3 separate regions of the Mus musculus genome follow, and all the other regions are linked to region 3. A link is a loop called in an ENCODE intact Hi-C map of the cell type or tissue named here. Cell type or tissue: heart. All regions are shown on one strand.

Region 1 (2,500 bases), 450 kb after region 3:
TTCAAAGGAAGCCAGTGGGAGGGTCTGGATCACACTGGCCAGTCTTGAACATACCTGTGAGACCTCAAAGCCCCGCCTCCACAGTGACGCACTTCCTCTAACAAGGTTGCACTTCCTCCAGTAAGGCCACATCTACCAATAATGTCATTTCCTATGGGCCAAGCATATTCAAATCACCACAGCTATTATGGAGGTTTTGCCATTACTTATCTGTTTTTCTTTTGAGACAAAATAGGCTCAGCTACATTTAAACTTGGGAATGCAAGGGGAGAGGTGAGTGGGTGGGTGGAGGGAGAGAGATGAAGATGTACAATCAGGTGTGGTGTTGTTCAGAGACGTCCAGTTCCCAGGGAAGATGGGAGAATGTGACTGACTCTGGGCTGTGGACTGAAGGGCTGGCCTTTTGTCTGAGGAAGGAAACCTCTTGATTTGTAACAGAGAAGAAGGTGATGGCTGCACCACAGGAGATTTGTGACAATAGGAGGACAAGGTAACCTTTAGAATGTACAGCTAAACTTCTATCCTGCTAACAATGACCATTACAGATGGCAGCCTAGGCTAAGCGTGCTGACTATAAGTGTTCGTACTTAGCAATTCATCTAACACCTGCCCCATTCTATAAACCATCTTGGGTAGGCTCTGATTTATAGATGAGGAGACTGATGTTCATGAAGGTTAAGAGACTTGAACAAAGTCAAAGTTGGTGAGTATTTGGACCAGGATTTGAACCTTTGGCTGATACCCAAGCCCTTGGGATTTATTATCCCATGGACATTAGGTTGTGGGTGTTTGCTCTTTTAGTCTGTACTGTAAAGTTCATGAAAGATGCTAAGATAACAAGCTTCTGGTCTTTCATCTCTTAATTGAACTATATGAAGCTTTGCAATTCTGAGAATAGAAAAAAATGGGAGCCAATCACAAGGAAGATTCTTCCCATCACTTTGGCTTGACGTGGGAATATCATGTATTATATTCTGTTGTAAAAGTCAGTGTGGGAACAAAGCAAACATTTACCAGCATTGGGCTCCTTAAGGAGGCCTGCAATTTGTCTTCTTACAAAGGTCTATCCCTGTTTTTGTGGGGATTGCTCAATGTGCATCCTGCCCTCTAGCGGCCAAATTCTCCCACAACCCAAGGCGTGTCCGCTCCATCCAGGCAGGGCAGTGGTGTGGGAGTCGCCTTGCATGTCAGACAGGCAGGCACAGTCTCTGCCCAAGGCATCCTGTAGCTTCCCTTACCCATGGCCCATAAGAACATAGCAGCCAGCCGAAAACTCCAGCAGACCACACTCTAGTGCCATCTTAGAGGCTTAAGGCTTTGATAGGCAACAGTGAGGAATTGAGCCTGGTGTGGCAGCACAGCTTTGACAGCAGAAAGTTCAGGAACCACGGTAGGAAATGACCTGCATATGATGTTGGCATCTTCCTTCAGGACCTGGGATAGCATTAGCCAGCGGAAGACTGAATGGGGAAGAGAACGTGAACGGCTGGCTATCTGCAGATCAGTCAGAAAATGCTGGTTATCATTATCTTTGGCTTAAGATCTCCAATAAGTAAGAACTGCCTCTGATAACAGTTTGGCTGAGCTGCAGTTAGTCTTCACTGGACAATAAGCTTTAGGGAAGATAGAGATCTTTCTGGCATCCCTCTGCCAGCCTGTCAACCACCCAGTAAATCTCCGTCGAATGAATAACGACTGTGTGTGTCAGTCATGAATGGAAGCCTGCACACTGATTTCTGAGGCACGATGAATTTTAATTTTTTTTTTTTTAAAGACAGGGTCTTGCTACATATCCTTGGCTGGCTTGGAACTCATAGACATCTGCCAGCTATCTAATCTGCTGAGATTAGAGGCGTGGGCTTCTACACCTGGTTTGGTTTATTTCATCAGTGCTCCAGCAGTTGCATCGCAACTACAGGAGCTCAGCCTTGGCTGGGACCTTCTGTGATCCTGAGTTTTATTCTCTGTAATTTGTTTCTTGTCTGGAGACTTTCACTATTAACTGAAAACCCACGTTCTTGCTCTGCCATCCAAATCTTTGCTGAAAAGACTCACACATGAATCTATAGACCAGAGTCTGATTTAATGCATGAAGTGCTTTTTTTTCTAAAGGTTTAATTATTGATCATGTGTGTGTGTGTGTGTGTGTGTGTGTATTTGCCTATGTGTGTACATATGTGGCATGCATGCAGGTGCCCATGAAGGCCAGGAGAGGACATCAAATTCCCTGAAACTGGAGCTCAATAGTGAGCTGCTATTTGGGTGCTAGTATCGGAACACAGGCTCTCTGCTAGAGTAGTAGGTGCTCTTAACCTATGAGCCATCTTTTCAGCCTGCCTTCCATTTTTTTTTAAAGGATTTAAACATGGTTCATGATTTATTTAGCACCTCACTCACTGGCTATATGTATGCTCAAAGTCTTTCCAAATTGACTTTTTGAATATTGAAAATATTTTAAGGTTGCTGATGTGCTCCCACCCAATCCTTCCTTCATTGAGCC
Region 2 (2,500 bases), 56 kb after region 3:
ATGCGGTTGGCGTGACTGAACTTTGGGGCCTCCCTCTGACCTGACTGATCCTAGACTTTACTCCTTCACAGTCAGATGCAAGCCAGGTCTTCTTCATTTGCCCTTCTCACCTCTCTTCTGGGGAGATGGTCCGGTTGTTTCTTTAACGTCCCTGGCTTTGTGGTCAGCAGTTTGACTACTAAGGAACAATTTCAGATGATTTGGGGCACAGGACTCATGGAATTTACAGAAAAGCCACACTGGGAGGCCTAGGAAATGCAGAAGCTGGAACAGTCCCAAGGAGCATAGCAGACAACATTTGTGGACCTTTACGAAGGGGGTCCCATCATTTGCATGGCTCAGCTTTTGTACCTCTTGATATAAATAGTCAAGAGAAAGGTATGTGAATTCCTTGTGCTTTAAAATCCACCCTGGTCTATTTAATGGTGGGTGAAGACTAGCCTTCCATGAAAGAACTTGGTGGTAGGGACCTAGGGCAGCTTTGGTGCAGGCTGCTGCTGGCAGGAGGCTTGCAGCAATGTGTTGATTTCTCTTCCCAAGCAGGAGAGAGAGTTAATTTAATACTTAAATTACAGGGACAAACCCCTGGCTCTGCCCAAACACTCTGCTCACCCTCCTGGGTCTGAGTGTCCTCCAACGTTGCTTCCTTGTTCCCTGTTATCAAACAGGTCTCATGGAAGGCACTGACCTGTGATTTTTGTGTTGTAAAAAAGCCAGGGTGTTTGATGCTCACATTTATCCGCTAGGGGAAAACACACACACACACACACACACACACACACACACACACACACACACACATTAAATGAGACTAATGGACTCTCGGGCACATGCACATTCCATTGCAACCGGCCCTGGGCCAGGCCACGCTGATTTTTCAGGTCGCAGATCTCCACGCAGCTGAGGTAGAGCCAAAAGGTCTGTCAGCTGCTGAACTTCCTCCCTCCAGGCTCCTTCCCTATCGAAATGCTTTCGAAAAGACTGTGTCTCCAGAGTTAAAATCCTAACGTGAAGCCAAAATCCAAGCCGATGACACTATTTAAAATGAGAGTTATCAAGTCACAGGTCCAGAGGGAAGGCCTCTTTGACCTAACGCTGAGCAATTTCTTATAGCCTTGCAGTCCATTTGAATCCCGGAGAGCTGAGTTTTCATTAAGCCTACTACTTACTGGAAGTGAGTGTCCCGCATCCGTCTGCTCTGGGTCCTAGGTCTTACCAGCAGCAGGCTCTAGGTGGAGCTACAATGCAACTTTAGTCACCTCAAAGTCCGCAGAAAAACTTAAGGAAATCACAGTGCTCAAAGACACTATATAGTAACACCATTTATGAAAAGGGGTACAACAATCACCACGTGGAGGCTTCTGTACGGGAGGCAGGCTAGGAGTGGGTGGGGTTGGTGACCACCGTTTTCAGTGACAAGTGGAAAGGCTTGTGGTGGCAAGGAATATGTAACTATTGGTGGTTTGTCAAGTCTTAATCCAAGAATCACTGTTCTCTTACCTCATGGGCGGAGAGAGGGCAGGCAGAGAGAATGGAAAGCCCGAGAAACAGAAAAAACAAGAGAAACACGAATTTAAAATATATATAATTGTAATTGTTTTATCTTGAAGGAGAATTTGGTCTAAGGCACACAAAATTCCTCTGGGTTCATACTTGAACCACGGAATTAAAGAGTGATGATCATTCAGGGTAGAGGGTCTTGATTAAAGGCTCTTGTTCATGAGTGGCCAGTGAATAAAAAGGAGCTAAGAGACACATCAGATATCTTTGCTTAGGGGGAACATAGGCTAATAGTTGTTTGTGTTAGGTTTATGTTTCTCAAGACGAATTTTGATGACTTTGGGGCTATATGGAAAGTCCTAATCTGAACCTTGATTTCTCTTGTTTTCCAAGAACACGTCCATCTTCTTACATTTCTAAAGTACTCTAACTCTCTGGTTCTCAGCCTGGATCAAACAGCACCAGCGTAGCACTTGTTAGAGAAGAAAATTCTTGAGCCATACCTGTGTTGGTTTATCATTACTGTCCACTTAACTCTATTAGGAATCACCTATGAGACATACTACTGGGTTATTTATAGATGATGATGATGTGTGTATGTGTGTCTCCAGGTATTTATGTAACACAACATATGGTTGTGAGCCACCATGTGGGTGCTGGGAATTAGACTCAGGTTCTCTGGAAGAGCAGAAACTGCCACTAACCTTTGAGTCATCTCTCCATTGACACATCCATCTGGATGTGTCTGTGAAGATGTTTTCAGAGAGGTTTAACTGAGGAGGAAAAGACCCACCCTGAATGTGGGTGGCATTGTCTCACGGGCTGAATTAAATGGAAGCAAAGGAGAGTGTGATTGGCTGACTCATGCCCCTGCTGGCGTTATTTACTTGCCATGATGGGCAATTTACCCATGAGCTAAAATAAACCCGTCCCTTGTTAAGTTTACCACAACCATGTTGTCACAGCCATGAGGCGGGGGATATGGGGCTTAGTGGGCTAT
Region 3 (2,500 bases):
GCAGAGTTTTGGAGACACTCTGTGTGATAAGGGTAGGTGTTCTTCTGTAACCCTCCTTCCCTAGGGACCATTGACCCAAGCACTGAACACTGCCCCAGGACCAAACCTCTGCCCTGTGTGCACACCTCCCAGCCCCCACATATCGGTGTACAAGGAGTACAGGTATAAAAGCAAGGCTCCTGCCACCCAAGGGCCACAGGAACCTCAGTCCCCTGAGAGTCAGTACTCGACCAACTGGACATGCATGTCTGTGGCCAAACTAAGGCCAAAGGCCAAATGCAGGTGCATGGGTGGGCCATCGGAAGGCCTGCGTGGGCTCAGTGTACACTGGGTACCACGGAAGCTTTGCTGGTGGATAGCAGAGTTAGGGTTTTTTTTTGTTTTGTTTTGTTTTTATCTAACAATCTTTAAAACCACCAGCTGGGGCTGGGGAATATGTTCTGAGTTACTGTTTTTGTTCTAGAGGCTCAGCAGAGTACTTTGAGAATCAGTTTTTTGCTTTAAAGTCTGAACCACTCACTTCCAGTTTTCCTCTTCCTACAGGCCGGGAGCCACAGCGCTGTGGAGGTGGCAAAGAAGCCACAGCAGAGAGGGGCTGGCTGGGCACACACACACACACACACACACACACACACACACACACACACACACGCGCGGCAAGGGCTTTGCAAAGCCCTGTGCTGTGTCTTTGGTGCGGGAAGGAAAGCCCACCCTTTCTGGGGCCCCCTTTGTAATACTGCGCTTTTCTTCTGGCTGGTTGGATTAGTTAAAATTTCATCAGCTTCTCTTCCATGGGTTTTCTCTTGTCACATCATGAAAAGGGAGGATGTCTCTTGAAGAGCCCTGCCGCTCCCACAACATAGGAAAGAAAACTCTCTATCCCCTTATTCTGCAAACTTGGTTTTCCTCCCAAGCTGAAGCAAGTGAGATGGTTGTGTTTCCAAACAAACATAGCTATGTTGTTCACTGCTTTTTATTAAGGGTTTAAAAATAAAAAAGATTCCCATCTCCCCTGCATCCCCGAGGGTCTGCGTTCAGTATGTCAGGCTTTCCAATCCCTGCCAAAGCCACATCTCAGAACCAGCAAGTAGGAGCAGCCAGGAGGACATTATGACACCCAAGCAGTAGGGGGCAGTATGACACAGTTGAACAGAGGTCCACGGGCAAACATCTGAAAGAAGGCTGCTTGACACAACAAAGGCAAAACTGCTAAGGGCTGTAAATCTTGGCATGCTGGATTCCGATGTAAGAGACAGTCGTGGCTGTATCGTAATTAAACATGTTACCAGAAAGTAATTCCCTCACTGATGACTTCCTCTTAGTGGCCCCATTTCCCACAGAGAGAACCAGAGACTGGTTTCTGGATAGGTGTGGATCGCAAGGATTTCTGGGATAGCGCTTCCCTTTTCTGTGCTCAATACAACAAAAGAAAAGCCAACTCTATACCGTCATTGCAACCAAGCGTCCCCTAACCCGTGTCTTTATGGAAATGGGGCTGGGTGTTTGGTTGCCTAGTGGATTTGCTTTAAGATGGGCTGATTCAGTATCCTCCAGCCCTTGGGAGGCAAGTAGGTGGAGAGGAGGAAAGATGCTTTGCTTAGGAAGTTAGAAGTCCAAAGTGAGGGTGTTGGCAGGGCTGTGTGCCCTATGAACTCCGTGAGAGTCCGCCTCTGCCTTGTGTGAGCTTCTGGTGGAGTTCCACGGCTCGGGGCAGTGCCGTATTATTCTTCCCATGCCTTTCTTAACTGCATCCTTTGTCTCCATGAGATTGTTTTCTTTGTAAGGACACCAGGGTTCTATTCAGTAAGTGGTCTACTGCACTTCAGTGTGACATCATCTTAACCAGCTACATTTGCAAGAACTCTTTCCAAATATCATCACATCTTGGGCCACTGGGGATTAGACTTCCAATGTATCTTCTTTTTGGAGGGCGAGCAATAAAACTTGTAGGAGGTCCTAGATACTTTTGAGTAATTTATACTTATGTTTATTCATAATCACATCAAGAAGAAATACTATTACAATATTTATGTCTCTAACCAATCATATGGCTATTGCTGGTATTCGATTTTAAAAACATTTTCATTAACATATGTTAATTATACAAAATGGGTTTTATCATGTGGTTTTGTATTGTTCATATAATACCCTCACCCATTAGCACTTTTCCCCCAACTACAGGTAGCTTCCTCTTCCCTGAAAATGTTAGGAATTATCTTGGAGATGATTTGATACTGCTTGGATGGTGTCTGATTTTATTTTCGTTCTTTTTTTGGTGACAGGGTTTCTCTGTGTAGCCCTGGCTGTCCTGGAACTCACTTTGTAGACCAGGCTGGCTTCGAACTCAGAAATTCGCCTGCGTCTGCCTCCCGAGTGCTGGGATTAAAGGTGTGCACCACCTCGCCCGGCCTCATTCATTTTTTGTTAACTCTGTGGGTCTTACTTAGGTGGGAGGTTTCTACCTTTATCATGCTTGGACTCACATTTATTTAGGAGCTCA

What was found. Peaks named below come from ENCODE experiments on the same cell type or tissue, not always from the same donor. Only the 100,000 strongest peaks of a DNase experiment are listed, where the experiment ranks them.
Region 1: a loop joins it to region 3, with 5 times the contacts of the local background. A loop is called at or near these places in 19 of 42 quality-filtered maps.
Region 2: a loop joins it to region 3, with 7 times the contacts of the local background. A loop is called at or near these places in 7 of 42 quality-filtered maps.

The regions. Positions count from the first base shown.
Region 1 is chr12:54,097,620-54,100,119 of GRCm38, reverse strand. All of the region lies in intron 5 of Gm35818 (a long non-coding RNA gene), which reads left to right. Among named protein-coding and RNA genes, the nearest start is that of Gm35818, 43 kb to the left of the region's middle. In heart, a CTCF peak has its summit at 1,114 (motif pointing left); a DNase peak (open chromatin) is centred at 1,129.
Region 2 is chr12:54,488,611-54,491,110 of GRCm38, reverse strand. No RefSeq gene overlaps it. Among named protein-coding and RNA genes, the nearest start is that of Gm36213, 10 kb to the right of the region's middle. In heart, a CTCF peak has its summit at 1,223; no DNase peak of the experiment used is centred here; H3K4me3 peaks cover 264 bases; H3K27me3 peaks cover 358 bases.
Region 3 is chr12:54,545,057-54,547,556 of GRCm38, reverse strand. No RefSeq gene overlaps it. Among named protein-coding and RNA genes, the nearest start is that of Gm40425, 3.6 kb to the left of the region's middle. In heart, a CTCF peak has its summit at 1,127 (motif pointing right); no DNase peak of the experiment used is centred here; H3K27ac peaks cover 663 bases.